2 separate regions of the Homo sapiens genome follow, and region 2 is linked to region 1. Evidence: read pairs that join two places in POLR2A ChIA-PET (ENCODE). Cell type or tissue: PC-9. All regions are shown on one strand. Each heading gives the region's core, and the rest is flanking DNA. Links, peaks and the distances in the headings are about the cores only. Region 1 has its middle 24 kb from the start of CHKA-DT. Region 2 overlaps CHKA (choline kinase alpha).

The links. Peaks named below come from ENCODE experiments on the same cell type or tissue, not always from the same donor. Only the 100,000 strongest peaks of a DNase experiment are listed, where the experiment ranks them.
Region 2: POLR2A ChIA-PET joins it to region 1 with 10 read pairs; 5 of 35 experiments call an interaction of 5 or more read pairs at or near these places.

What each region holds. Positions count from the first base shown.
Region 1 is chr11:68,137,491-68,153,521 of GRCh38, forward strand. No RefSeq gene overlaps it. Among named protein-coding and RNA genes, the nearest start is that of CHKA-DT, 24 kb to the left of the region's middle. RefSeq lists a silencer at 2,622-2,822. In PC-9, for the core only: no CTCF peak of the experiment used is centred there; DNase peaks (open chromatin) are centred at 4,701, 8,011, 8,791, 9,691 and 1 weaker place; H3K27ac peaks cover 3,574 bases.
Region 2 is chr11:68,060,432-68,068,431 of GRCh38, forward strand. CHKA (choline kinase alpha) reads right to left here. Exons shown (of 12, transcript NM_001277.3): 8 at 5,998-6,085; 9 at 5,355-5,463; 10 at 4,094-4,200; 11 at 1,522-1,603. Among named protein-coding and RNA genes, the nearest start is that of MIR6753, 20 kb to the left of the region's middle. RefSeq lists an enhancer at 6,122-6,622. In PC-9, for the core only: no CTCF peak of the experiment used is centred there; no DNase peak of the experiment used is centred there.

The sequences.
Region 1 (16,031 bases), core at 3,906-11,905:
AATTAAAAAAAAAAAAAAAAAAGCCAGGCTGGCTCACGCCTGTAATCCCAGCACTTTGGGAGGCCGAGGTGGGACAGATCACCTGAGGTCACCCTGACCAACATGGTGAAACTCCGTCTCTACTAAAATACAAAATTAGCCAGGCTTGGTGGCTCATCGCCTGTGATCCCAGCTACTCGGGAGGCTGAGGCAGGAGAATCACTTGAACCCGGGAGGCGGAGGTTTCCATGAGCCAAGATCATGCCACTGTACTCCAGCCTGGGCAACAAGAGCGAAACTCCATCTCAAAAGAAAGAAAGAAAGAATGAATGAATGAATAAATAAATAAAATAAAAATTAAAAAAAGGTAGAAACCCTTGCTTCCAGAAACTCCCCACTCCTTTTGCAGAAAACTCGTGAATAGCCTGTCCTTTATTTAGCATATAATGAAGGAATAGACATAAATATAGCTGGCCAGCAATCCACGAGGGCTGCCGCTACTGCTCTACGGAGCAGCCATTTTCCTGCACTGTTGCTCTAATAAACTTGTGTTTGCTTTGCTCTGTCTTGTTTGCTCACCCTTGAATTCTTTTCTCTGCAAAGCCAAGAGCTCTCCCAGTCTGAGCCCCAATCATCAAAGATGATTTTGAGGGCTTCAGTATTTAAAGGGGAAAAGCAGGCTGGAGGGGAAGGAGGGAGGGGATGGTCACATTATTAAATCCGTATGTTGGAAGAGAAAAGGAGCAGGGAGGGGAATAGTGACATATTCATCTAGTGCTTCTACATCGGCATTTTACACAAGATAAGGTGAATGCAGAGTGTAGATATTTAACCTTTTATCCGTGGCTCTCTGCTTAGGAACAAAAGGAGAAGCAGCTTCTTGCCTGACTCAGCTTTCAGCTTAATTTTTTTCTTTTGGCAGAGTGAATTGGGATTCCAAGATTTTATTTGCCTTTCCCATCATGCGATTGGATACCACAAAGCAGTGAAGAACAGTGAGTGCCCATGTACTTGACAATGAAGGGGAATCTTCCAGACATACATGAAGCGAAGGAAGGCAGGCAAAAGAGTGTGCTTGTGTGATACTGCCTATTTGGGGCTCTAGAAGAGGCAAAACTAATCTATGGGAGTTTGAGGATAATGTTCAGGATAATGGTTTACTTTTGGCAAGTGTTGTCTGAGAAGAGGCACTTGGGAGCCTTCTGGGGGCTGGAAATGTTCTGTATCTTGAGCTAGGTGGTGGGTACACAGGCATATGGCTTGTCAAAAATAATTGAGTTAGCCGGGCACAGTAGCTCATGCCTGTAATCCTAGCATTTTGGGAGGCCAAGGTGGGTGGATCACCTGAGGTCAGGAGTTTAAGACCAGCCTGGCCAACATGGTGAAACCCCTGTCTCTACTAAAAAAAATACATAAGATTAGCTGAGCATGGTGGTGGGCACCCGTAATCCCAGCTACTCGGGAGTCTGAGGCAGGAGAATCGCTTGAACACGGGAGGCAGAGTTTGCAGAGAGCCAAGATCACGCAACTGCACTCTAGCCTGGAGGACAGAGCAAGATTCCATCTTAAAAAAAAAAAAAAAGAAGGCCAGGAGTGGTGGCTCACACCTGTAATCCCAGCACTTTGGGAGGCCAAGGTAGGTGGATCACCAGAGGTTGGGAGTTAGAGACCAGCCTGACCAACATGGAGAAACCCTGTCTCTACTAAAAATACAAAATTAGCCGGGCATGGTGGCACATGCCTGTAATCCCAGCTACTCGGGAGGCTGAGGTAGGAGAATCGCTTGAACCCGGGAGGCAGAGTTTGCGGTGAGCCAAGATCGCGCAATTGCACTCCAGCCTGGGTGACGAGCGAAACTCCATCTCAAAAGAAAAAAAAAAAGAAATAAAGACATAAAAGATACTTGGGGCTGGGCACGGTGGCTCATGGCTTTAATTCCAGCACTTTGGGAAGCTGAGGTGGCTAGATCACTTGAGGTCAGGAGTTCAAGACCAGCCTGGCCAGCATGGTGAAACCCTACTAAAAGTATAAAAATTAGCCAGGAATGATGGCAGGCGCTAATCCCAGCTACTCAGGAGGCTGAGGCAGGAGAATCGCTTGAACCTGGGAAGTGAAGGTTGCAGTGAACTATGATTGCGCCACTGCACTCCAGCCTAAGCGACAAGAGCGAAACTCTGTCTCAAAAAAAAAAAAAAAAAAAGTTGAGTCATGTTGTGAATGTATTTAACACCACTGAGCCGTACACTTAAAAATGGTGAAGATGTTAGATTTTATGTTATATCTATTTTACCACCATACAAAAAAATTGAGTTATACCTTAAGGTTTGTGGACTTTATTACATGTCAGTTGCACTTCAACTGAAACATTTAGCACGATCGTTGCCCCTGGCTCCTGAGTAATTTTTTTCATTTTTCAGACATGAGGTCTCGCTCTGTCGCCCAGGCTGGAGTGCAGTGGCACAATCATAGCTCACTGCAGCCTCGAACTCCTGGGCTCAAGTGATATTCCCACATCAGCCTCCCAAGTAGCTGGGATGTCAGGCATAATAAGCTACTGCGCCCGTCCCCCCAAGTCATTGCAAATGTTCTTTGAAAATACCACCTTCAGGCCAGGCGCAGTTGCTCACGCCTTTAATCCCAGCACTTTGGGAGGCCAAGGCAGGCAGATAACTTGAGGTCAGGAGTTCAAGACCAGCCTGGCCAACACGGTGAAATCCTGTCTCTACTAAAAATACAAAAATGGGCTGGGCATGGTGGTGCATGCCTGTAGTCCCAGCTATTCAGGAGGCTGAAGCAGGAGAATTGCTTGAACCCGGGAGGTGGAGGTTGCAGTGAGCCGAGATTGCACCCGCAGCCTGGATGACAAAGCAAGACTCCATCTGAAAAAAAAAAAAAAAAAAGAAAATACCACCTTCAGTGGCCACATATTTTCCCATCCACGGATGTGTCCTGGTACCTTCATTCACTCTCAAATCTTTCCCCAGAATTGTGAGAACCACAGCCCCATGTCACAGCCCCAAGGTTGCAGACAAGGTCCCGACCCACGTTAAGACGCAAAATAATTTATTGGAAGGTTTTTCTTAGACCCCTGGGAAGGCTAGGAAACCTGGCTTGGAAAGAAGGAGGAGCTCAAGGAGGCAGGAAGCTGCCCCACAGCCTGGGTTACCCCAGGAATAGGCTGGTCTAGGGGCCGCTGTAACCACTGCTGACACTGTGGATGTCACCATCAGGGACAGTGCCACTCTGGGACGCTGCAGCCATAGCCACTGGGAAGAGGTCCCAGTGGGCCCGGATTCTTTGTGGAGGAATCTATAGGCCTGAGCTCTAGAGGCTGGGAAATGGAGGGGCAAGTCTCTGGTCCCCATGCTCAACAAGACCCCCTCAGTGGGGAATTCCTCATTGCAGAAGGGGCACCAGATGCAGGGCAGCTAAACAAGCAGCCAGGGATTCCTACCCCGAGAAATGTCCTCTAAGACAATAACAGCCAGTATTTGTTGAGCTCTCACTGGGTGCCAGGCCCCTGTGCCAAACTTCCTACATGGATTATCACAAAGAATACTCACATTAGCCCTGTGGGGTGGGGGTTATTATTATCTTGATTTTGCAGACAAGGAGGCAGGCACAGAGCAATTTGGCAACCTGCCCAGGACCACACGCATGAGGAGCAGGAGGCGGCATTGCATTGGGGGCACCTGTGTGCCAGGTCAGTGCAGGGCACTTTGCAGTCCTCTTAGGGCTGAGGGCCTTGGACACTCAGCACCATTTTCCCTGCTCTGTGGCTGCAGGGGGCTGCAGGGGCTGGAAGCCTGACAGCCACGTTTCCTTGAAGCCCCTGCAGCAGGGTTCTGGGTTACAGCCTGTCAGTCACGGGCATTTGCCTGACACCTGGAAGGCTGTGGGGAGGTGCAGTGGCAGGCAGGGGTGGGCTTTGCCAGATGTGACACTTTGCCAGTGACTTCTGGGGGTCTCCTGGGGCTGACCAGCCCCCCTCCGAGTGGTGCATGCTCCTGCAATTCCTCCAGTCCTAGTTTCTTTTCTTTCTTTTTCTTAAGACAGGGTCTCTTTCTGTCACCCAGGCTGGAGTGCAGTGGTGCAATCATGGCTCATTGCAGCCTTGACCTCCCAGGCTCAAGCAGTCCTCCTGCCCCAGCCTCTTGAGTAGCTGGGACCACAGGCGTGCACCACCATGCCAGGCTACAAATCCTAACTTCTGGACCAGGTGTGGCTGCCCCTCAGCTCTTTGGAAGGTTTTGCAAGCCTCAAATTCCCCGTGTTCAGTCCTTTCCTGCTTGAAATGCCATTTTCCCAACTGAACCTTGATGAGGCAGAGGTGTTAAGGCAAAGCAGCTGGGCCTATAGGCCTGAGCTCTAGAGGCTGGGGAATGGAGGAACAAGGCTCTGGTCCCCGCGCTCAACAAGACCCCCTCAATGGGGAATTCCACATTGCAGAAGGGACACCAGGTGTGGGGCAGCTCAACAAGCAGCCAGGGCCTCCTACCCCAAGAAATGTCCTTCTAGGATAATAGCCAGCATTTGCCAAGCACTCACCGGTGCCAAGCCCCTGTGCCAAGCACTCACCGGGTGCCAGGCCCCAGGAGGCTGAGGCAGGACTGGCTTTAGAACAGGAAAGCTGGGGGTGCGAGCCCGGCTCTGCCAGTTCTGTGGGTTTGTGGTTTTTTGGTCGCTTCATGTGCCTGAGTCTCATTTTCCTGTTTCCTCATTTGGAACAGGCAGTGGTGGCGTCTCTCATGGGGACGTGGAGATAAACCAGGGCGACATCGGGGACACACAAGCCCAGTGCCTGCGGCGATGGCCGATGAGGCGCTCTTTCCATTTCCTGGTAGCAGATGAGGAAAGTGAGGCTCAAAGAGGTGATGTCATTTGCCCCAAATCACACAGTTGGGAGGTGGTGGGGTGCGAATTCAAACCCAGGAGTGTGAAGCTTCCAGCTCGTCTGTTTCTCCCTGGCTGTGGGTCAGTGCCCTGTGGGAGGCCAGGATGCCGGTCAGGGACTGGCATGGCAGGGTGAGGGGAGCAGGGTGGGCCAGCCTGCCTCCCCTCCCTCTCCTGGGGCTGCTGCCCTGTGGAGTAGGGGACTGCCATGGCCCTCACCTGTCCACCTTGTCTCCTTGCCTGGGCCTTGTCAGCCCTGTGCACTCCACAGGGCAGGGACAGGGCCTGCTGTTGACAGAAGTTCAGAACAAGGCAGTGCTTGGCCCTGGGTCCTGCGCAGATCAGTGCTGGGGCTGGCCTGGGGCCCGAGCTCAAGCCTCCGAATCCCCTTGCCCAGGCTGGACTCTTGCTGCACCGGGGCAGGTTGGCAGAGGCCTGGAGGTTTTCTCTGGGCTGCAGGTTGAGGCACCTGGGCTTGCAGACGCACGTCTGGCGGTCCAGCTTCCTCCCTGGCAGCCTCTCTCCTGCGACAGCAATATGGTGGTCTGCAGCTTCAGGCCAGCTCCATTGCTGCCCATGAGGCTACCCCAGTGGAGAGAGGTCACCTTGCCTCAGGGTCCCAGCTGAAGTCCCCAGGCTGCATCTCATTGGCCAGGCTTGGTGATATGTTCATCCCTGACCAGTCGCAGTGCCCGGGGGGTGCGCCCTCTCATAGGCCAGCCATGGAGTAGGCTGGGGTCAGAAAAGGCCTCTCCTCCCTGAGCCACATGAACTGAGAATGGGGAGGTGACCTTTCCAAAGAGGGGGTAATGGACTCTAGGAGTCAGAAGTAGTGAATGACCCGGACGGGGAAACGCAGGCCCCACTGTCGCCAGCCCTGCTGATGGTGGCCATCCTTTCTTCCTCACCTTGGCAGCAGGAGCTGGATGGAGTCTGGGGAGGTGGCAGGTACAGGCTGGAGCTCAGAGTGTGAGAGACAGTTGAGGATGGAATGTTCTCTTGGAGAAGCGAGAATAATGTCTCCTCCCCTTCTCCAAACAGCAAGTGCCCGGCCCAGCCTCTGTCTCAGGAAACTCTCTAACAGCCAAGATCAGGGCCTTATGGAGAGCTGACCCAAGGCCAGGCACTATGTTGGACACATCTGATGAGTCACTTCACTTCAGCCTTGCCAAAGCTTCATGAGCACCCATTTCACAGATGAAGAAACGGAGGCTCAGAAAGACAAACGTTTCAGCCAATAAGTGGCTGAATCTATGCTCAAACCTAGGTCTGTGTGATCCCAGACCCTGAATTCTACAAGTCCACCAAAAACTCCTCTTTATCTTCTTTTATTTTTTATGTATTTATTTATTTTTAGACAGAGTCTCACTCTGTCGCTCAGGCTGGAGTGCAGTGGCGCGATCTCGGCTCCTCTCCGCCCCATGGGTTCAAGTGATTCTCTTGCCTCAGCCTCCCTAGTAGCTGGGACTAAAGACGCACGCCACCACACCCCGCTAATTTTTGTATTTTTAGTAGAGACGGGGTTTCACCATGTTGGCCAGGAGGTCTCACTCTCCTGACCTCGTGATCCACCCACCTCGGCCTCTCAAAGTGTTGGGAATACAGGCGTGAGCCACCGCACCAGCCTATCTTCTTTTAAAAACATCATCAGTCCACCCTGGGTAATATGGCAAAATCCCATCTCTACAGAAAATACAAAAATTACCCAGGCATGGTGGCACATGCCTGTGGTCCCAGCTTCTTGGGAAGCTGAGGTGGGACGATCACCTGAGCCCTGGAGGTTGAGGCTCCAATGAGCCATGGTCATGCCACTGCACCCCAGCCTAGGCAACAGAATGAGACCCTGACTCACGATACATAAATAACTAAAAATAGCCAGGCGGGCTGGGCGCGGTGGCTCATGCCTGTAATCCCAGCACTCTGGGAGGCCGAGGCAGGCAGATCACGAGGTCAGGAGATCGAGACCACCCTGGCTAACACGGTGAAACCCCGTCTCTACTAAAAATACAAAAAAATTAGCCAGGCGTGGTGACGGGCGCCTGTAGTCCCAGCCATTTGGGAGGCTGAGGCAGGAGAATGGCGTGAACCCGGGAGGCAGAGCTTGCAGTGAGCCAAGATTGTACCACTGCACTCCAGCCTGGGCGACAGAGAAAGACTCCGTCTCAAAAAAAAAAAAAATAAAATAAAATAAAATAAAATAAAAACACATAAAACATCATCAGTGTCTTGTTAAAGTAGTGCTGTTCTAGTTGTAAACGAGTTAGTGTGAGGTTGTGGGCCATGTCTGAGGCCTCAGCTCTCAGCCCAGGAAATAAGGCTGTTGTGAGTGAGTAAGGTGGGGGTGAAGGATGTGGGAGGGGGGCTCTACTTCCAAAGTTGCTGAGGCAGTGTTGAAGGCCGCAGGACACTTCCTCACCACTGTGGCCCAACTCTTCTTTCTCCCTCAAAACCCAGCTCGAAGGACACTTCCTCCCAGAAGTCTTCTCTGCTGTGCCTATAACCCTCCCCTGACCCCAGGAAGACACACACACACACACACACACACACACAACTTCTCTGTGTACTCCATCCCCTACGTTGTACTCATCAAAGCCCCAACCATAGTGTGTGTGTGTGGTGTGTATGGTGTGTATGGTGTGTATGGTGTGTGTGTGTGTGTGTGTGTGTGTGTGTGTGTCTGTCTGTCTGTCTCCTCGGTCAGACTGGGACAACCTGAGGGCAAGGAGAGGGAATTCCCTGATGCCCAAGGTGTGCCCCGTGTAGATCATGGTACAGAGTGGAGGCTCAGCAAACAGAGCATAAATGAATGAGTGAGTGAATGAATGCATGGAATCTTGGGGTGAGTTTCCCTGAAGACAGCCCCAGGGTGCTGTGGCTGTAGGAGCTGGACCGTCTAGTGCCTTGGTCTGGGGGTGGCTGAAGCTGGAGGAGGGAAAGAGGCCAGTCCTTTGCAGCTTCTGGAGGCCAGAGTCCAAGGTCAGCTTCTCTCAACAGGACCCCTCTGAACCCGGCTGACACCACGGCCTTTGGAAGCCATGTGGTCAGTAACACGCTGTCACCCTTACTGCAGTCTGTTCACCTGACCTAATGACTGGGAACCTCAGGTCTGTGACTCAATGCCCAGAATGCTGTCTGGTATGGGGGTATGGGTCACACCTGGCTCATCTCCAGGACAGCCCTGTTCTGCGTGTCTGCCAGCCAAGGGGTCACGTGCTAACCTGGCTGCCCCACTGGGGGTGGGAGGGGCAGCTTCAGGATGGGGCCGCATCAGGCCCCATCTCCCTACCAGGCCCGTCAGTGGGCACCCTGAGCCTCTCTCTCTCATTCCTTCTTTTGAGCCTGCAGCACTACTCCCCGACCAAAGCACACTTTCCCTTCTCGTCTGGAGGAGAGATGGGGCCTCGTGCCAGCTCTGCCCCTGCCTGACACACACGCTTGGCCCGTCACTGAGCCTCAGTTTCCCTCTCTGTATTTCTTGGCTGTGCAAAGGCAGTCGGGGGAGGCTGGCCCTTTAAGCTGGATGAGGCTGGTATTTTGTGTTTTTTTTTGAGACGAAGTCTCACTCTGTCACCCAGGCTGGAGTGCAATGGCGCGATCTTGGCTCACTGCAACCTCCGCCTCCTGGGTTCAAGTGATTCTCCTGCCTCAGCCTCCCAAGTAGCTGGGATTACAGGTGCCCACCACCACACTCAGCAAATTTTTTGTATTTTTAGTAGAGACGGGGTTTTGCCATGTTGGGCAGGCTGGTCTTGAACTCCTGACCTCAGGTGATCCGCCCGCCTTGGGAGGCTGGGTTTTTGAGCTTTGTGCTGTTGGGGCCCAGCCCTCAGGGCCGCGTGGGAACCCCCGGGGCGGGGTGTTCTATACCAGGAAGTAGGCAGAGGGCCAGCCCGAGGACAGTTCGTTTCTTGCCAGTCCCCTGACCTCTCTTGGCACACAGCCTGTGGCAGCAGCAGGTTGAAGCCAGACGCTGCTCAGACCTCACACCACGTCGTTTGCCCAACCCAGAGAAAGCTCTGTCCCCGGCTTCTGGCTCCTTCTCTGCCAGGACTCACTGGGTGTGATGAGTTGGTCTTGGGGCACTGTCTGGGCACAGCCTGTTTGCCCAACATGGCCTCCTGGGCTCCATGCTTCCGCAGGTGGGAGGGGTCTGGACTGGCCCAGGGGCTCTGACAGCGGCTGGCAACCTGAGGTTTTGACTTCAGGGTGACCTGAATCCTGCCGCATTATGGAGGCTGGAGTCTCTGGGGGCTGCTTTCCCAGAGAAGAAGCTCCTTCCCCATCAGCCTGACATTGGCTCCAAGGACTCCATGTGGCTGGAGGGCTCAGGGCTAAGGGGAGGGAAGCCCCGGGATGGCAGTGAGGGGTGAGGGAAGATTTGGGAGGTGACATCTACAAAGAGACCTGAGCGGGTGGGGCAAAGAGGGGGTCCCAGGCAGAGGGAGAAGCAAGTGCAAAGACCTTCATAACCCAGGGGAGCGCTGAGACCACCGACCAGCAGCACCCCCACTTCTTCAAGCCACCACTCCTCAGGGCCTCCCAGGGGTCCCCAGCCTGGAGCACCCCATGTGGTAGAGCTGGTAGGCTGGGGGACACTGGGGACTGCTGTCCCACTTGGAGCCTCGGGCTACTCCGCCCAGGAGCAGCGATGTGGAACCTTGTTGGATTTTCATGTTCCCAAACATCCAGGAGACACACAGTTGTGAGTTTCCAGCCAGGCGATCTCTAAGGCCAGAGCAGCCCTTGTGGGTGTCAGTGAGGAAGGGCAGAAAGACTCTGGCCTCAAGCTCAGCTCCCTGCTGCAGGGAGTTGAACGCCCCTTTGGTGAGTGGCTCTAGCTAAACAAACACGTGTTATCATCTGTCAATAGCGGCCACCTCCTTGCTGGCTGGGCTGCTGCTGGCTCAAAGCCCAGAGCAGCCCTTCCGGGGCACTGCCTGCCACAGCCAACAGTCAGGGAAGGGCAGCTACTGCCCTGGGTTCAAGCCCGGGCTACCCCTGCTCCTGCTCACTGTGTGTCCCCAAGCAAGTCACTGTCCCTGCCTCTCTGTACAGTGGGAGGCCTGGATCTCTCTGCTCTGGGAAGACACCCAGCCCTGGAATGGTTGGGCCACACTTGGGGCTGGGGGCCAGGAGGAAGTTGGAGGGCTGGGCTGGGGCTGGGGCTGATTAGTTGAAGCCAGTAGAAAAGTACAGGCTTTGCTATTAGATTCCAGGAAATAACAAAAGCTGCTAACAGTTACCGAATGCTTACCACGCACCCGACGTGGTGCTCACGCATCTTTTGCTGTTTTATTTCATCCTTAGTGAGTTGGGTACTATTATCATCTCCATTTTACAGAGCAGAAACTAAGGCTCAGATAGGAGACGCTGCAAAATCAGGAGGTGGTGAAGACAGAATGTGCCCCTAGGGTGCTGATCAGGGCCCTCACCTAGAGGCAGATGCCCCCATCTCCTAAGGTCAATGGTCCTCAGCTATCATCCCTTTTTTTTGTTTTTTGAGGTGGAGTCTCGCTTTGTCGCCCAGGCTGGAGTACACGATCTGGGCTCACTGTAAGCTCCGCCTGCCGGGTTCACACCATTCTCTTGCCTCAGCCTCCTGAGGAGCTGGGACTACAGGCGGCCGCCACCACGCCTGGCAAATTTTTTGTATTTTTAGTAGAGACAGGGTTTCACCATGTTAGCCAGGATGGTCTCGATCTCCTACCCGCCTCAGCCTCCCAAAGTGCTGGGATTATAGGCATGAGCCACCACGTCCGGCCAGCTATCATCCCCTTTTAAACTTTCTGGACTGGCCACGCTGAACTTCTCACCCTCCTTTCCATAAGACACCCTGTCCTTCCATGTCTCCAGGACTTTGCAGGTGTCCACCGCCTCTGCCCTTTGGGCTTATGAACTCCTATTCATCTCTCAGGACCCTTCTTAATTTTACCTCCTCCATGAAGCCTGCTTTGCTTGGTTCCCCAGCAGAAACAGGGGGCACTCTCCTTGGTCCTCCTGCCACGCTTCTTCCACACATGCATCCTGGCAATTACCACATTTTACTGATGTTCGTGTGTGTTTCCCTGGAGGGAAAGGAGTGGGTTTCAATCACCCCCATATCCCCTGTGCCTTTTGAGTGACCAGCCGTTATTCGGCACTCAAATAGGGAAGGCTGTCAGGGGAGCAGCTGACTGCAGAGAGACTGCCTTGGAAGGAGGAGAGGCCCGGGGGTGGAGCGGAGGTTTCGGGTAAACAGAGGCGGCCTGACTGACAGAGGGGCATCAGCCAGGGGAAAATAGAACCGGGATCCAGGATCGTCTGAGTACGCAGCTGAGCTGGAGAAGGTTGTAATGAAGGCAGTTTGAGCAGGTGTCAGCTGAGGAGGGCAGAGGTTAGGGGCAGAGCAGGGCGCATGAGGTGTCTGGGGTGCACCCACAGACTGTTGAGGCAGGACACGGGTACCAACTGACTTGGGTGCCAGACCCATGTGAAGGGCACGATGGGCACTCTCCTGCTGAATCCTCAACAAACCCAGAGCGCTTTCACTCCCTCTGCTTTACAAGTTACAAATCTGAGGTTTGGGAACAAGTGAGGCAGGGCAGGTGCCCCCCAACCTTGCCCCAGGCCAAGTGGGTGCCTGAGTCAACTCTGGTCCACTTGGATGACAGTCATGTGCCACCACACCTAGCTCAGCCTCCCCAGCTTGCCGCTTACCGCAGAAGAAAAACATGGTTTGACTAGCAAGAGGAGGAAATTAGAGTTTTGTGTATAGAAGAGTCACTCTGGGCCGGGCGCAGTGGCTCACACCTGTAATCCCAGCACTTTGAGAGGCCAAGGTGGGTGGATCACTTGAGGTCAGGAGTTTGAGACCAGCCTGGCCAACACGGTGAAACCCTTTCTCTACTAAAAGCATAAAAATTAGCCGGGTGTAGTGGCAGGCGCCTGTAATTCCAGCTACTCGGGAGGTTGAGGCATGAGAATCGCTTGAACCCAGGAGGTGGAGGTTGCAATGAGCCAAGATCGTGCCACTGCACTCCAGCCTGGGCGACAGAGTGAGACTCTGTCTCAAAAAAAAAAAAAAAAAAAAAAAGGAAAAAGAAGAGTCACTCTGGAGAACAGCTAAGTCCAAGACTCCTGGCCTGTAGCTTCCAGTCACGTTCTATCAGTGCTCAACTTGCCATCCCCACTGAGGCTGGTGTGATGAAATCAAAATTACCTGACCCCGGCCTGCTGCTCAGGGAGTAACCACACTCATGAAGAGTGGCAAAAGTGTAACGTGCTTTGCAGACGTGCTTATGAGATGTAAATTGCCTTTCGGTAAATAGAACCCTGCTTCCCATTCATGTAATTATAGCTTCCAGCCTCTGCCCCATGAGAGAAAACACTTGTCCTGAGGGGAATCACAGTAATAATTTAGAGAATAACACAAGAAACCTTCTCCTCATCAAATGCAGTTATTCCTTTGCCCCGGATGACATTTCTGTCAAGTCGCTATTAAAATCACCAAGTCCAGGCTGGGCATGCTGGCTCACACCTGTAATCCCAGAAGTTTGAGAGGCCGAGGTGGGTGGATCACTTGAGGTCACGAGTTCAAGACCAGCCTAGGGAACATGGTGAGACCCCGGCCCCCACCCCCATCTCTACTAAAAATACAGAAAATTAGCTGGGTGTGGTGGTCTGTGCCTGTGGTCCCAGCTACTTGGGAGACTGAGGTGGGAGGATCGCCTGAACCCAGGAGGTCGAGGCTGCAGTGAGCCAAGATTTCACCACTGCACTCCAATCTTGGGCAACAAAGCAAGACCTTGTCTCAAAAAAAAAAAAAAAAGAAAGAAAGACAGGAAAAACAAAACAAAACGAAAAAAACACTAATCGTCAAGTCCAGCAGCCTGCCTGGCTGGAGGAAACCTCGGACTTCCTTTGCTGTCTCTAGGCATGCTCCGCTCCCCTCCAGTTTGACTCACCCTTTCAGATAACAAGAGGCCTGCCCCCATGGAGTGCCTGAGGGCCAGCAAACACCTGTGGCTTCCTAGGAGCCCGTGCTTTGGGCAGTGGCACCTCTCCCACTTTTCAAGCTCCCTAAGCATATTTGACAGTGGGCGTGGATCACCCCACTTATCTGGGGCATAATCTTTAGACAGACTTCTCCTGGCCCCACATAACTGCATGGAAAGTGGGTAGAAAGCAATGATTCCTATTTTTCGCCCATAGGGATTCTTTTTTTTTTTTTTTTTTTTTTGAGACAGAGTCTCGCTCTGTCACCAGGCTGGAGTGCAGTGGCGTGATCTCGGCTCACTGGAACCTCCGCCTCCCAAGTTCAAGCGATTCTCCTGCCTCAGCCTCCCAAGTAGCTGGGACTGCAGGCGTGTGCCACCACACCTGGCTAATTTTTTGTATTTTTAGTAGAGACAGGGTTTCACCGTGTTAGCCAGTTTGGTCTCGATCTCCTGACCTCATGATCTGCCTGCCTCGGCCTCCCAAAGTGCTGGGATTACAGGCGTGAGCCACCGTGCCCGGCCTTTTTTTTCTTTTAAAGAGATGGATCGGTCTTGCTATGTTGCCCAGGCTGGACTCCTGGGCTCAAGTGATCCTCCAGCCTCAGCCTCCCAAGTAGACCCACAGGAATGCCGAGGAGACAGAGACTTTCAGAATCACCCTGGCAAAGGTGGGGCTGCGCAGCTGGGGCTGGGGGTCTCTGGAACACTGGCAGCTCTGTGGTCCTTACCTGTGCTCTCTAGATATTTGAGATGAGCCTGGGCAATATAGGGAGAAGCCCGTTTCTACAAAAAGTAAAAAAATTAGTGGGGCATGGTGGTGCGCACCTGTTGTTCCAGCTACTCAGCAGGAGGCTGAGGCAGGAGGATTGCTCAGGTCTGGGAGGTCAAGGCTACAGTGAGGCATGGTCACACCACCGTACTCCAGCCCGGGTGACAGAGTGAAACCCTGTCTCAAAAAAACAAAACAAAAACAAAAAACAAGCTGGTGCCTTGGAGCCTGGGGTTAATGTCTGCCTCTGTCACTTGCCACCAGCTGCACAATCTCAGGCAGGCCGATTTCCTTGTTTATTAAGGCCCCAGAGCACCACCACCCTGAGTGGGGTATTCCCCGTTCGTTTCCCCACAGGCCCAGTTTCTGTATGGCTCCCTGTATGGAGTGTGGTAGCCCCCCAAGGCATGTTGCTTTGTTCCCTGAGCCCCAGAAGCCTGCACTCACTGGAAGTCCACTGGAGGCCCACCATGAAGGTTGTCTGCCATCCTCTTGGGTGACCCATGCCATGATTTCTCACAACTGTGACCACTCCACTACCAGGGTCCCGACTAGGACCTTGTTCTCACAGGAAAGTGTGGCCCCTCCAGAGCTCTGAGCGCCTGTTCTCCGCCTGCCCTCCACACTTGCTTACTGCTCCAATGCTTGGCAGTCCTCTGCCCACAGGGAGCCTCCAGGATTCAAACACCTCCACCTTCACCTGTCTAGTGACCCACTCAGCTCACAGACTTGCCTTTTCTTCCCTAACCTGCAGGTATGCACGGCTTCTCATGCAACCCCTTCTCCTGCCAACCTGAACCCTAGGGCCCCCAGCCCTGCTGTCTTCTGTGGTCTCCACCTGGGTAAAGGCCCACGTGTGCCTGAGAGGCTCACACCTGTGCAGGGAAGTGCTGGCCACCAGCCTGGGCTCAGGACACTGACCTGGTACCTTGAAAGTGATGAGTAGATATTTCTTTAATGAATGATAACTAGGTTTCTACAGTCAGCATGCTTTCCCATTCTCAATTTCAAACCTCCTTCTTACTCCTCAAACCTCCTGGCCCTCCTGTCTTCACTCTCATCTGCCTCCTACTTACCAGACAAGAGAAAACCTCACTCTGGACTGGCTCCCTCACCACATCCCAAATCCTCTTTTCCTCCTGGAAGGAAGACGGATCTACTCTCTGAAGACCCCCCTGAGGCCCTACTCCAAGTAACTCCTTCACTTTCTTTCTCAGAACACACTTACTATGCAAGCTCCCCGCCTCCAAGATTCAACTTGGGTCTCCTATTAATGAAATGAACCTCCTCCCTTCCCAGTGGTCATCCTCTCTCGTTCCTCCTTCACAAACTTTGCCTCCACCCTCTCAACCCATCCGGCTCTTCCTTGAAGCACTGACCTAAGCTCAGCTCTCCGAAGTCGAGGACCAACAGCGGGGGAGCAGCCTTTCCTGCCGCCCCCAGGCCTCAGTGAGGGTGGGTGCAGGGGCTGCCCTCAGCCAGCTCCCTAGGCTAGCTCACTGCTGTGGTCTGAGCATGGCCCCAGGTTCATGCTGGAAACTCAGCCCCCAGTGCAACAGTGTGTTGAGAAGTGGGGTCTAAGAGGCAATTCGGTCATGAAGGCCCTGCCTCATGAATGAATGGATTAATGCCATTATCGTGGGAGTGGGCTCCCAATAGAAGTCAAGCCCCTTCCCCTCTCTGCAGCACGGGACGATGCAGCAGAAAGGTCTTCCTCGCCAGAATCGGCCCCTCCATCTTGAACTTCCCAGCCTCCAGAACCATGAACCAAACAAACGTCTATTGGTTCTAAATTGCCCAGTCTGTGATATTGTGATAGCAGTACAAAGAGACCAAGACACCCACTCTCATGGCTTTGATTTTACCCCACATTGAAGATTCAAATCTTGTTCCCTGCTCCAAACCCCAAGAACGTACTAGGTGCTCAAACAACACGGAAGTGCACCTTCACTCCTGCCACACTGGGCCCCAGCTGCTCAGGGCCTCACACTGGTTCCAGCGGTCTGGTGTGCCTGAGCAGGCCCAGCAGCGCTCTGCCTCCCTTCAGCCAGAGTAGACTCAACAAGGTGGGCTGCCCCAAAAAGACCTAAGTCACTGTTTACTGCAAGTCAGCTGAAAACCCCACAAACCTGGCAAGGAGGACGCGGGATCTGGCAACAGATCTGGCTTTTTCAGAACATTACCAAAGCAATCTCTACGGGCCTGCGTCTGTCTTCTGTCCTCCAGATTAGCAGCTTTACAACAGTTTCCATGAATATGTGTTAAGCTTAACGGCCTGGGAGAAAATAAGTGGCAGATGGTGGAGGCAGTGTTAGTGAGCGACCCCCTTTCCCAGTCTTGGCCATTCACACACACTGCCCCTAGCAATCCCTGGTACCCTTTTGGAAGAATCCAAATTTACTTTTCAGCCGGGC
Region 2 (8,000 bases), core at 1-8,000, 81 kb before region 1:
CCCTAAGTACCTGGGATTACAGGCATGTGCCACCATGCCCAGCTAATTTTTGTATTTTTAGTAGAGATAGAGTTTCACCATATTGGTTAGGCTGGTCTCAAACTCCTGACCTCAAGTGATCCAACCACCTCGGCCTCCCAAAGTGCTGGGATTACAGGCGTGAGCCACTGCAACCGGCCGAGATCACCAACTTTAATCGTGAATCTGCCATTTTCTTCTTTCACTTTTGTCAGTTTTAATATCATGTCTTTTGAAGCAAGACAAGGGTTTTTAATGTCCTCTGGATGTACTGATGCCTTTATTATCACAAAATGCCCTTCTTTATCTCTAGTAATATTCCTTGTTACGAAGTGTGCTTTGTCGTACAGTATCATTTGACCATGACTCAAATCTGCTTTAAAAATCCAATGTCCCCTTCTTTTACCTAATATCATCCTTGCATTACCAAACCTTCTGCCTAGAAGTAGAAATCATTGTAGTATAAGACTGAGGAGGTCAAAATGAACTAGTCCCATCCCTGTCCCAAAGGAAGGCAGCTCACCAGACTGTGGACATTTGTGTTATCCCCCACCCCAAGACAACTCACCAACATTCATTCACTATGGAACAACAGAAAGGTTTGTCTGAAGGTTAAAAATACTTTCTATTTCTATGTCAGTGACAGTTTTTTTTTTTTTTTTTTTTTTTTTTTTTGAGACAGAATCTTGTTCTGTCACCCAGGCTGGAGTGCAGTGGCATGATTTCAGCTCACTGCAACCTCCACCTCCTGGGTTCAAGCGGTTCTCCTGCCTCAGCCTCTTGAGTAGCTGGGATTACAGGCGCCCGCCACCATGCATGCTAATTTTGGTATTTTTAGTAGAGATGGGGTTTCCCCACGTTGGCCAGGATGGTCTCGAACTCCTGACCTCAGGTGATCTGCCCACCTCAGCCTCCCGAAGTGCTGGGATTACAGGCGTGAGCCACCGTACCCGGCTGACAATTCTTAAGGTTAAAATTAAATGACAGCCTAGCTTGGTTACAAACATGCCTATGAAAAACAGGAGGTCTAATTCAATAATTACCAGCTTCCAACCCAAAGTCGGGCACTACAGGCTGGAGAATGAAGTGGTAACCGATAAATAAAACCTTCCACAGCACAGGCAGGAGCCACCCACTCTTCTTCACTTACTGTCCCGTGTCAGAAGGGACTGAGGTCAGAGCTGGACTTCGAGGGTGCAGATGCCTACATTCCCCATCAGGATTGCAGGCACTTCTCTGAAGCAGGGGAGGCAAGGTCAGCTGGCCTGGAAGTGAGGGCAACCTCCAAAGGCAACCACAGCATCAGTGACAGCGGCTTCTCCCCCGGCTTCCTGGGCTGAGCCACACTGTCCTGATGCCACCAGGTCACCACATTCGGGTACTTGGGGAGACAGAGAACCCTCTGTAAGGAACAGTCATTTGCTGCCAACATTCACAAATACTATAGCATTTTTACCTGGGAGTAGGAAGAAAAAAAAAAACAAAAACGCTGCTAAAACATACCATGTACCCAAATTCAATAGATGAAATCTTGGCTTGTACAATGGACCACAGTCCCCAGAGGAAATGAGATGCAAGGGCAAACCTGGAATGATAAAAGCAAGAAACATATAAGAGACATACAGTATCAGTTACAGGACTGATGAAATGATTTCATGCCAGATGGACATTTTAACTTGTGTGGATGCAAACCTAGTTAGTGTTGGCAAATCATGGGTCTATATTCCACGGGACTAACTAAGAACAATGGGAATACCACTCCCACACCCTTCCCTCATCTGCTAGTGACAGGTGCACTGGTGAGTGTGAACACACACAGCTGGCCTGGCCATGGCACACGTAAATGCCACTTGGCCATAATATATTCACAAGGTGAATATATTCACATTCACAGGGTGCAGGTGAAGGCCTGGGTGGCCATGCTGGCAGAAAAGAAAGCAAGCTTGCTACAAGGGAGGGTGCACACCATAGCAACCAAGAGGCAGCCCTTTGCTGGAGGCGGGATGAAGCTCTCACTCCTTGAGCAAGAGAATTCTCAAATCCCATCCTTGTCCCATCCCCTCCTGTCACACAGAAGTGAAAAGAGCAGATCAGAGAGCGTGAGCCACGTCACCATCTCTAAGCTGTACCAAGCCCCCAAGTCACTGTGAATCCAAGTTCCTCCTCAAACAATACCCTGAGGGCTCATCCACATGAAGATAAAGCTCAAATTTAGGAGTGCCTGCTCTAGTATCCTCCAACCCTACTCTCTGTTCATCCTGTGGTCCCCGGCCCACAAGAGTCCCGTGTGCTACCCTTTCTGTCTGGGTTCTCCTCCATCTGTTTTTTTCTATTTCCACCAGTTCAAGAAACAGAAAGAGATGATGTATGCTGCGGTGAAGCCCAGCAGGTAGGCAGGTGTGACATCACACTTAGTGTTGGGGGTGAGCACTCTGGAGGCCACGAGGAGATGACTGTGCTAAGTGCGTGGAAAGATGAGGGGCCACAGTGACTTAAACAGCCATTCTACCAAAAAATGTCACAGGAGACCCCAAATAATAGGAACAACCCACAGGCCTCTTGACTAAAGAGATGGACAAATAGTGGTCTAGACCTTTGCACAATCTGGAAGTTTCAGGGCCCTGCTTTGAAAACTGTTGAGAAAACAGTTAAAAGCAAGACTTAAAACCGATAAACATAAGTTTAATCATTTTCTAGGAGAAACTTAAGAGTTAAAACACAGCATATGGTGGCCGCCACTCCAGAAGCATCAGTGACAAGTTTGCAGGGACAGATGCAGTAGCCCACATCTGTAATCCTAGCACTTTGGGGGGCCAAGGCAGGAGAACCACTTGAGCCCAGGAGTTCATGACCAGCCTGGGCAACAGAGCAAGACCTCGTGTCTACAAAAAAATACAAAAATTAGCCAGGCATGGTGGTACGTGCCTGTAGTCCCAGTTACTTGGGAGGCTGAGGCAAGAGGCTTGCTAAGAGTTAGAGGCTGCAGTGAGCCATGATCGCATAGCTGCACTCCAGCTTGGGTGACAGATCAAGACTCCATCTCAAAAAAAAAAAAAATTCTATAGGCTCTGGGTGGCAGCAGCCCTGTATGGCTGGGTTGTTGTGTCTGGATGACAGTTCAGAATGCCACAAAGTGTCCTGACCCTTCTTGGACATGGGAACTCTTCTTGTGATATGGTTTGGCTCTGTCTCCCCACCCAAATCTCATCTTTAATTGTAATCCCCATGTGTGGAGGGAGGGACCTGGCAGGAGGTGATTAGATCATGGGGGTAGTTTCCCCCATGCTGTCCTCACAATAGTGAGGGAGTTCTCACAAGATCTGATGGTTTTACAAGTATTTGGTAGTCCTACCTTCTTCTCTATCTCTCTGCCCCTCTCTCTCCTGGCGCCATGTAAGATGTGCCTTGCTTCCCCTTTGCCTTCTGCTATGATTGTTAAGTTTCCTGAGGCCTCCCTGGCCATGCAGAACTGTGAGTCAATTAAAACTCCTTTCTTTATAAATTACCCAGTCTCAGGTAATATCTTTGTAGCCATGTGAGAACAGACTAATATACTTTGCCTGCTGTATGCTCAGATCTGAAAGCTCTGCATAGTCTCGGCCACAATGGAGAAGTAGCAGATTCTATTTTTGACAAAGTGCAAGTCCTAAAGATGTACGATTAAAAAGAAGCTCCTAGGCCAGGCGCAGTGGCTCACATCTGTAATCCCAGCATGGGAAGGCCGAGCTGGGTGGATCACTGGAGGTCAGGAGTTCAAGACTAGCCTGGCCAACATGGCAAAAACCCATCTCTACTAAAAAATACAAAAATTAGCTGGACATGGTGGCAGGCACCTGTAATCCCAGCTACTTGGGAAGCTGAGACAGGAGAATTGCTTGAACCCGGGAGGCGGAGGTTGCAGTGAGCCGAGATTGCGCCACTGCACTCCAGCCTGGGTGACAGAGCAAGACTCTGTCTCAAAAAAAAAAAAAGAAGAAGAAGCTCTAAAATACTCCTAATTGCAAGTCAGCATCTCCCAAATATAGTCTATAAAGAGGAAAGCTATCTTTACAAATCAAAAAAGGAAAAATGTTACCTATTAACTTCAAGCAACATTTCTTCTTTTATAATGGATTTTTCTTCAGTACTGAGGTTTTCAAAGTCATTTTGGAATGCAGGCAAGTAACTGGAAATAAAATGGAGCTTAAAAAAAAGTAATTGTGTTAGGATCAATGATGGTTAAAATAGACAATGTCAATAGCTGTCACTAAGCATATGCATCTACTGTGACACACTGGGAGACACACACTCAACATGATGTTCAGCATCTCCGACATCCTGGGGCTGGCACCAGTGAGCCAACCTTTGCTAGGTTTTCAGCCGCTCTCTCTCCCCAGGATTTCTAGTGGAGATACAGTGTCTAGGCTCTTCAGCATACTTTTTCCATTTAGAGTAGCACTTAAAACATAAACTGGAGACCACTATTTTGGAGGCAGGCTTGGTGCACCCTCCCAATCCTACTCAGCTTCAGCACCGCTACCAAGGTTTCAGTGCTGGGCTGAGGAATGGGAGAGAAAGATCTCAGGAGGAAATTCCCATGAGAACTGATTCTCCACACAATCACCAGCCTCCTCCCATCATTCAGGACAGGAAAGGGAACTGTTAACACCAAAGATATTTCCTCCCACTACTAAACCCTGGTGCCCGAAAGATTACTTCTCTCTCCATAGTGTGAAATGAATAGAAAAAGGTCAGTGATCACCAAAAAGATGGCCAGAAAGCAGAATCAAGGCTGGGCTTTTCAAAAAAATACTACAAGGAACTACAAAGGATGACAAAGCTCTTCTCTGAATACAAGTATCTCTGGCACAGAGATTTTTAATAAGCTGGACTAAAAGGTCAAGTTTGTGTCTACATTTAACAGGAACAAAATAACATTTTTTAACATAAACCAAATTTTAAAAGGTTATCTTTAAAAATGAAGATGTAGGCCAGGCATGGTGGCTCACAACTGTAATCCCAGCAGTTTGGGAGGCTGAGGCAGGAGGATCACTTGAGCCCAGGAGTTTGAGACCAGCCTGGGCAACTTGGTGAAATCCCATCTCTACAAAAAATACAAACAATTAGCTGGGCGTGGTGGCATGCGTCTGTGGTCCCAGCTACTTGGGGGGCTGAGGCGAGAGGATCACCTGAGCACAGAAGGTCAAGGGTACAGTGAGCCATGATCGCACTACTGCACTCCAGCCTGGGAAACAGAGTGAGACCCTGCCTCAAAAAATAAAAAAGAAGATGTAATTCTAACTGCATGAAATTGACATGTAATTTTCCTATCAAGTATACAAAAACTCATCTCCTACCTGTTGTTTCTTGGTGGGATACTTCCGGATGTTTGCTCTGAAAAAAGGGTATTTTTCATAGCTATAATCATACATCCACTCACAGAAGTGATTTCCAATGTCGAATCCCCTGAAATAAGACATAAGACAGTGCACACAATGAGGCAAACCGTATGCCTGGAGGCTCCCTGACTGCAGAAGAAAGAAAGGCTGAGTTCCGAGCACGCCACTCCTGTTGCCATCTGGACTTGCTGAGGGAGCAGGACTGTAGCTGCTTTAATGACAGAGAGAGACAACAGGTGGTTGATCAGCATCACAGCTGACTAAAGCTATACAGGTGCACCTGAACCACTACTCCAGAACATTGTGTCTCCTAGACCAGGATTTATGAGAAGAAAATGACCTCTGAAGCCAAAAGAAAATGCCAAAGTCTGGACTGAATGGCATGGCTGTCCCCAACTAGCGCTGTCTGCTAGGAACAAAGAAGGCTGTGCTGCTTCACCACAACCATCACCGGCCACTGGACGAGAAGCCACTGATTCCAGGTGAAGCAGCTTGCAACTCAGAGCGGCATTTTGACTTATTTTCTCTAATAACTGTTAATTAAGCATATCGTAATGATAAATCAATATTGAGATGGAAACACTGGACTGTAACACAGTACCTGTAATTGTAACTGCTGTATTCGAAATCAATGAGCATCAGTTTCTGTTTTTCAGAATTCTCTCGGCCTTCCAGCAACAAGATATTACCTGCAAAAGGTTTGGATAACATGGTTTATGTTTTACAATAGAAGGCTCAAGTCCTTGAACAGCAGAGCCGAGAGAATGGATTTGATCCCTTAGGGAATCCTAACTGAATGTGGCTTTTGGTCTGTGGACATCACCAGGGCCTAGACAGAGCGTAGAAGTGCTCACGGGAGGCATAACCCTATGCAGGGTGGCTCCTGACCCACCTGGCCATGAGAACCCCTGCTCACAGCCCTAGTCCTCGCCAGACCCCCAGGATCACTGTGGAACAAAGCCTGGCCTCTTGCTCTGCTGTCAGGACAGTACTTCCCAAATGTTCTGCATGGTGGCATGCAGGAGCTCGTGCTAGCCAAACACCACCCTCAGCAGCCCTGGGACTTGGTTTGCTGTCTGCAGGCCAGCTGGCTGCAGCACTCCAGCTGGGAAGCTGTGGGAGTGCCCTCCTGGTAAGAAAGGCAAGGGAGAGCTCAGCTGCCACAGGGGATCCCCTGCTTTGTTCTTGCCTGCTTTTCCTTCCCAAGGAGACCACAGGCAGCATTCCTACAAGACTATTTGCTTTAGTATTGGATTCTGGGTCAGGAGTTGGTCAGCCATCAGCCTGGCTCTGCAGGCCTGCGTTCCTGAGATCCCCACACTCGACATGATGTTCAGCATCTCCGACATCCTGCTGCTGGCACCAGTGAGCCAACCTTCGCTAGGTTTTCAGCAGCTCTCTCTCCTTAGGATTTCTAGTGGAGGTATAGTGTCTAGGCTCTTCAGCATACTTTTTCCATTTAGAGTAGCAATTACAATGTAAACTGGAGACCAGAAAACGTGTATTGGCTCACACTTGTAATCACAGCACTTTGGGAGGTGGAGGTGGGAGGATCACTTAAGTCCAGGAGTTTAAGACCAGCCTGGGCAACACAGAGAAACTCCATCTCCACAAATAATTAGCCAGGTGTAGTGGTGTGCGCCTGTGATCCCAACTACTCAGGAGGCTAAGGCAGGAGGATCACTTAAGCCCAACAGGCTAAGGTTACGTGGAGCCTAGACTGCACTACTGCACACCAGCCTGGGTGACACAGTAACAGTCTCAAAAAAAAGGCAAATTGGAGGCAGACGCCCAAAGTAGCACAACAAAATTAATGTACAACTGTTACCTCTTCGATCCTTCCTACACTTTGCCATCATCAACACAGCCGATCTCCTCCAGTCCCCTCTCTCTAGTGATGTCTGTGCCATTTATCACCCCCTCACCACCAGAAGGGCAAGGGTAATACACAAAGCTGTAGCTGTAATGTCTACACCCTCCTTGAGTTAGCCAGCGATGAGCAGCTAATTAGTAAAAGGTAATTTGGCTCAAATGAATGGCTTATGGATGACGAGTCTTCATGAGAAACTGTTCTCAGGATTAAAAGCAAACTGCTGAGCCTGGCAAACAAGGGCTCAAGGTGGGACCTGAACTACTGTGACTAGGGGAGGCAAGGTCAAGGCAGAGAGAGGCCATGTCAGCAGCACCAGTGGGAGCTGCATAGTGGGGGGCCTCTGATGAGACTGTTCAATGTGCAATTGCATGGGATGAAGTTTTGTTACAGTAAGGAACATATCACTGTCATGTTTTCAAAGCAGAGAAGCCCGAAATAATTAATAGCACAGTGCACTGATACTAGGAGAGGAGGTGTTAGGATTACACGTGTTGCGATAAGCAACACTACGCTGTGTGGTGCAGAAGGGGGAAGGGCCCGGGACTCAATGGGGTAGGCAGTGGATCTTGTTCTTTTATTGCTTTTTCAGGTTAAAAAAAAATCATACATGTTTACTGTAAGGAGTTAAACACTGAAAAAGTAATATGTGACTTAGAAAGTTTAAGTTCTTCATCCCAGTTCCCAAGTTTAGTGAATATTCTTTCGGATTTCTTCCATGTAATTTTTTTTTT